2 separate regions of the Homo sapiens genome follow, and region 1 is linked to region 2. A link is a loop called in an ENCODE intact Hi-C map of the cell type or tissue named here. Cell type or tissue: endothelial cell of umbilical vein. All regions are shown on one strand. Each heading gives the region's core, and the rest is flanking DNA. Links, peaks and the distances in the headings are about the cores only. Region 1 overlaps LOC124905046 (a long non-coding RNA gene). Region 2 overlaps DIP2A (disco interacting protein 2 homolog A).

Region 1 (2,920 bases), core at 333-2,832, 60 kb after region 2:
TGACTGCACTCCAGCCTGGGCAACAGGAGTGAGACTCTGTCTTTTAAAAAAAAAAAAGAAAGAAAAGAAAAGCCCGTCATACATGGGTTGGAGATACCTGGGTAGATGCCTTCAAAGGTTTTGACTCCCCAAACTGCCTTAAACCTTTTTTTCGTAGACAGTGTCTCACTCTGTTGCCCAGGCTGGAGTGCAGTTGCTGGATCATGGCCCACTGTAGCCTCAACTTCCTGGGCTCAAACGATCCTCCCACCTGAGCCTCCTAAGTAACTGGGACTACAGGTATGTGTCACCACACCTGGATACATTTTTTATTACTTGTAGAGGCAAGGTCTTGCTATGTTGCCCGGGCTTGTCTCAAACTTCTAGGCTCCAGTGAGCCATCACACCTGGCCTGCCTTGAACCTGAAGCCTGCCGGGGTGGCTCACCTCTCCTATTAACCTGACACTACTCCTCCTCCCTCCACTTACTGCTCAGTAGATGTATAATTATGGTTGTTTCTTTTGCATTATTCAGCTGGAAACAATGAGATAGAAAAGAGAATATAGCTCCCTCCCCCTCAGAAGAACTGCGTTATTAGTTTGCTGGGGCTTCAGTAACAAACTGGGCAGACATTTATTGTCTCCCAGTTCTGGAGGCTAGAAGTCTGAGATCAAAGTTTTCACAGGGTTGGTTCCTTCTGGGGCTGGGAGGGAGAATCTGTCTCATGCCTCTCTCCCAGCTTCTGGTGGTTTGCTGGCAGTCTTTGGTTCCTTGGCTTATAGAGGCATTGTCCCAGTCCTGCCTTTATATTCACATGGTGATCTTGTTGTGTGTGTCTCTCCAGACGAAGGCATAAGTAACATCATTGACAAAGGTCATTCGACATGGGCCTCTTTTTAGAAGGACACCAGTCATACTGATTAGGGCCCACTCTAATGAGCGCATCTTAACTTGTCTACAAAGACCCATTTCCAAATAATGTCACATTCACATTGACCAGGGGTTAGGGCTTCAGCATCTTTTGAGAGGGACACACTTCAGCCCATAACAAGCTGTACCACCCAGCCAACATGTACTGACAGGAGCTGGGAAAGTTTGGGGCTGGATTATGAGGGTGCTTGATGAAGGGAGCTGGAATGTAAACTTGCATAGATGTGTTTATTGAAATACGTGATTTAACACCTTGGCAAAGAGTGGCTGCAGACTTCCTGCAAGGATGGCTCCTAGAATGGCGGTATAGCTACTGCTGCCTAACAAATTACTCCACACTTCGTGGCTTAAAACAAGAATCATTTCTTATCTCTAGGTTACTGTGGGTCAGACATAGTGGGGATCGGTGATCTCTCTAGGTTACTGTGGGTCAGACATAGTGGGGATTGGTTATCTCTCTTCCACAGTGTCTGAGGCCTCAGCTGGAGCAGTTCAGAGGCTAGAGGTTGGAATGAGTGAAGGTTCATCTGCTCGAATGTCTGACAGCTGATACTGGAGATTGGCTGCAGCCCAGATTGGGGATGTCAGCCAGCACACCCCTACACGGCCGGTCCCTGTGGCCGAGGCTTTCTCACAATATGATGGCTGGATTCCAAGGGCAATCTAAAGACAAAGGACAAAAGAAAGCTGTATCCTTTTTGTGAACCAGCCTCAGAAGTTGCATACCATCACTTCGGCTACTTCCTATTTGGAAGAAATGAGTCACTAAATTACCCATATTCAAAAGGAGAGGAATTAGGCTTCATCTTCTAAAGGGAAGAATATCAAAAAATTTGCCAGTATATTTTTAAAACACCACACTTGGAAAAAGCCATGGGCCATGGTAAGCAAAATTGAAATGGCAAAATTGCTATGGCAGACAGTGGTGGAAGGGAGTAAAAGGTTCAGGGGTGTGGGCATGTTGAAATTTATATACTCCGTGCATCTAGAAGACATTTGAGACGATCATATTCCACATGAAGGTGTAAATAACACGTCATTTATAAAGATCATTAGACATAGGATGATGAAAGGGGCACTGATGTCACTAAAATATTCAGTGATGGCTCATCTCTGTAGGCAAGAATGACAATAGAAAGGCTGTTCCAGAACTTGGCTGGGTGATAGCACTGGGGATGATAGGATCCTAAGACAAAAGAGGCCATTCTGGGACATAGTGGGGACCAAAGAAAAAAACCCAAGAAGCCAAAGGCAACACTTAGCTGGCAGAAGTCAGAGGATTGCAATTATAGCAGCCAGCAGGGTCTGAGTGGCAGCCAAGGGGACCTCACTTGTATGGTTATAGAACTGGTCAATAAACATGGCATCCCTGGAGGCAAAACAGGTGGGCAGCTAAGAAGGGTACTACTCAGCTGGCAAAAAAAAAAAAAAAAAAAAAAATCCATCCAGGCACGGTGGCCTGTGCCTGTAATCTCAGCATTTGGGGAAGCTAAGGTGGGAGGATCACTTGAGCCCAGGAGTTCAAGATTACAGTGAGCTGTGGTTGCACCACTGCACTCCAGCCCGGGCAATGTGGCAAGACTGTCTCAATTGAAAAAAATAAATAAAGATGCTTGTCCCAGTTTTAAAAAATCAGGATTCCATGCCCAGCTTCTGGAACTGAGCCAGTTTTCAGAAATGGAAACATTACTTGAGAGGTGGCCAAACACCAGGAAGAAGGACCTATAACAGTACAAGTACAACAGAAATGAATCCCCAGGTACTTTTCCAAAGGGTCTGATAGCAATTTCTTTTGATAACTACATCCTGGAGAAAAGTGATTAGCCAAACATTTGGAAGACTTGTGGACACAGGGTCTAAATTGATGTCCAGATGCCTAGAATATCATCCCCTTCTGTTAGAGTGGCTGCATGTGGTGGCCAGGTAATTGATGGAGTTCTGCTAAAGGTCCAGCTTACAGTGGACCCGTAGACCTAGTGGACTGATCTAGTGATATTTTCTTAGCCTTCG
Region 2 (2,920 bases), core at 218-2,717:
AGAAATTTCAGGGCCAAGAGCGGTGGCTCATGGCTGTAATCCCAGCACTTTGGGAGGCCGAGGCAGGTGGATCATGACGTCAGGAGATCGAGACCATCCTGGCTAACACAGTGAAACCCTGTCTCTACTAAAAACACAAAAAAATTAGCTGGGTGCGGTGGCAGGCGCCTATAGTCCCAGCTATTCAGGAGGCTGAGGCAGGAAAATGGCGTGAACCCAGGAGGCGGAGCTTGCAGTGAGCTGACATCGCACCACTTGCACTCCAGCCTGGGCGACAGAGCCAGACTCCATCTCAAAAAAAAAAAAAAAAAAAAAGAAATTTCAGAAGACAAGATTAAAGAATTTGAATAAAGGAAAATAGAAAATATACAAATTGAAGTATATATAAGAAAGAATGCAAAATATAAAAAAGAACATTAAAAATGTAGGACTCAGGGAAAAAGTATAAGTGTAACTGGAGTCCCAGAAGGAGAGAAGAAAAAAAGTGAGGAAGAAGCAATATAGTAAGAGAAGATGGCTGTAATTTTTCTCAAACAGATGAAAGACACCATTCTACAGATTCAAGAAGCCCTGTGGACATCTTGAAAATTTCAAAGAACATCACAGGAAATTTTCAAAGAACATCACCTCTAAATGTCATAGTAAGACGGCTGCAATTCAAATAAAAAGAACACTTTTTAAGCGGCCATACACATTACTGTCAATAGAGCAACAATGGTCTGGCATCTTCTCAAAAGCCTATAAACAATATCTTTGCATTGCTGAAAGAAGATAAACCACCACGAAATATAACCTTCAAAAATGAAGTTGCCAGCAAAGCTACAGTATAACGAACATACAGGAAGTTCTACAGGCCAGAAGGAAATGATTACCCAGGAAAATACAGAATCTCAGGAAGGAATGTATATAGTAAAAGAAAGAATAAAAATGTATGGTTGATTAAAACAACAAACAAACAAAAAACAATGGGCCGGGCATGGGAGCTCACGCCTGTAATCCCAGCACTTTGGGAGGGAGGCCGGCAGACTGCTTGAGCTCAGGAGTTTGAGACCAGCCCAGGCCACATGGCGAGACCTCGACTACACTAAAAATACAAAAAAGTAGCCAAGCATGATGGTGTGTGCCTGTGGTCCCAGGTAAAAGGGAGGCTGAGGTGGGAGGATCACCTGAGCCTGGGGGGTGGAGCTTGCAGTGAGCCGAGATCACGCCCTTGCACTCCAGCCTGGGTGACCGAACACAACCTTGTCTCAAAAAAATAAATAAATACACACAATGGTAGTAATATCTTACACTTTGTAAATAAATGCAGACTTAAACTGCAAGCCAAGGAGAATATATAAAAAAAAAAAAAGAGGAAGTGTGTCACAGGCTGGGTTCTTCACAAAGCAGACGCTGAGAAAGGCTCAGGCATGCAAAAGGATTACTAAAGAATAAAAATCTGTGATAGGAAAAGACAGGTAGCAAGATTGGGCAGGAGGAGCTGTCAAGCCACAATGTAGAACTGACAGTCTCCACAAGCCCAATGCTGTTTTTAAGGAAAGTCCATGCTAACAGAAAATAGGCCCTTGTCCCACTGCCTTACTTGGCCATTGGCCAGGGACTGCTCTGCCAATAGCATGACCTAGATTTGAACGCTGGTTTAACAGTTGAGGCTGTGAGCTAGGCATACTCATCAAAGGCTGGCAATGGGCTCCTTTCTTAAAGAATTACAGATCAATTTTTCTAATGAAAACAGACGTAAAAATCCTAAACAACTTATTGGCAAATTAAATCTGGGTGTATATTTAAAAGGGTAAGATATTATGGCCAAGTGGGATTTATTCTACAAATGAACGGCTGCTTTACATTAGAAAATTAATCAAAATAATTCACCAAATTAATGAAGGAGGAAAATCATATGATCTTCTTTCTAGCAGCAGAAAAAGCATTTGACAAAATTCAATCCCAACTCATGATAACAACTTTTAACAAACAAGGAGAAGGGAACGTTCTTAATCTGACAGTTTCTACCAACAAACAAGCAAACAAAACTACAGAACACATCATACTTAATTACCACAGGCTTTTCCTCAGATGGAAAAACAGGCAAGAATGCCCACTCTTCAACATTGTTCTATTTCACACTGTACTGGAGGTTCTAGCTTGTGCAAAAAAAAAAAAACCAAAAAAAAAAAAAAAAAAAAAAAGAATAAAAGTTTAAGTATTGGAAAGGACAAAATAACACTATCATTATTCACCAATAATGTGATTTTTGTAGACAGGTAATACAAAAGATATATAGACAAACTTCTAATTATGAGTAAACAAAGAACTAATAAGTTAACTTAGTGAGATAACTGGATACAAAGTCATCATTTTTTTTTTTTTTGAGATGGAGTCTTGCTCTGTCGCCCAGGCTGGAGTGCAGTGGTGCGATCTCAGCTCACTGCAAGCTCCGCCTCCTGGGTTCATGCCGTTCTCCTGCCTCAGCCTGCCAAGTAGCTGGGACTACAGGCGCCCACCACCACGCCCGGCTAATTTTTGTATTTTTTTTAGTAGAGACGGGGTTTCACCGCGTTAGCCAGGAAAGTCTTGATCTCCTGACCTCATGATCCGCCTGCCTCGGCCTCCCAAAGTGCTGGGATTACAGGTGTGAGCCACCGCGCCCAGCACAAAGTCATCATTTTAAAATAATAATAATATAGATTGCAATTCTATATATAAGCAACAAATCAGTAGAGAAAATTACAAATTACAGCACTTGTAACAGGAATAAATCTAATAAAAGGTGCTCAAGACTTCTGTATTCCAAAGTATAAAAACATTACTGACAGAAATTGAAGCAGGCCTTTAAAAAGGGGAAAATATTCCACAATCATAAACTGGAAGATTCCATAATTGTAATACAGGTTGAGTATCCCTTATCCGAAATGCTTGAGAT

The links. Hi-C counts contacts between places; a loop is a spot of excess contacts. Peaks named below come from ENCODE experiments on the same cell type or tissue, not always from the same donor. Only the 100,000 strongest peaks of a DNase experiment are listed, where the experiment ranks them.
Region 1: a loop joins it to region 2, with 2.1 times the contacts of the local background. A loop is called at or near these places in 6 of 110 quality-filtered maps.

Annotation. Positions count from the first base shown.
Region 1 is chr21:46,454,376-46,457,295 of GRCh38, reverse strand. It overlaps LOC124905046 (a long non-coding RNA gene), which reads left to right. Exons shown (of 2, transcript XR_007067915.1): 2 at 1,378-2,920. Among named protein-coding and RNA genes, the nearest start is that of DIP2A, 3.1 kb to the left of the region's middle. In endothelial cell of umbilical vein, for the core only: no CTCF peak of the experiment used is centred there; a DNase peak (open chromatin) is centred at 1,535; H3K27ac peaks cover 2,036 bases.
Region 2 is chr21:46,513,884-46,516,803 of GRCh38, reverse strand. All of the region lies in intron 8 of DIP2A (disco interacting protein 2 homolog A), which reads right to left. Among named protein-coding and RNA genes, the nearest start is that of DIP2A-IT1, 53 kb to the right of the region's middle. In endothelial cell of umbilical vein, for the core only: no CTCF peak of the experiment used is centred there; a DNase peak (open chromatin) is centred at 1,493; H3K27ac peaks cover 893 bases.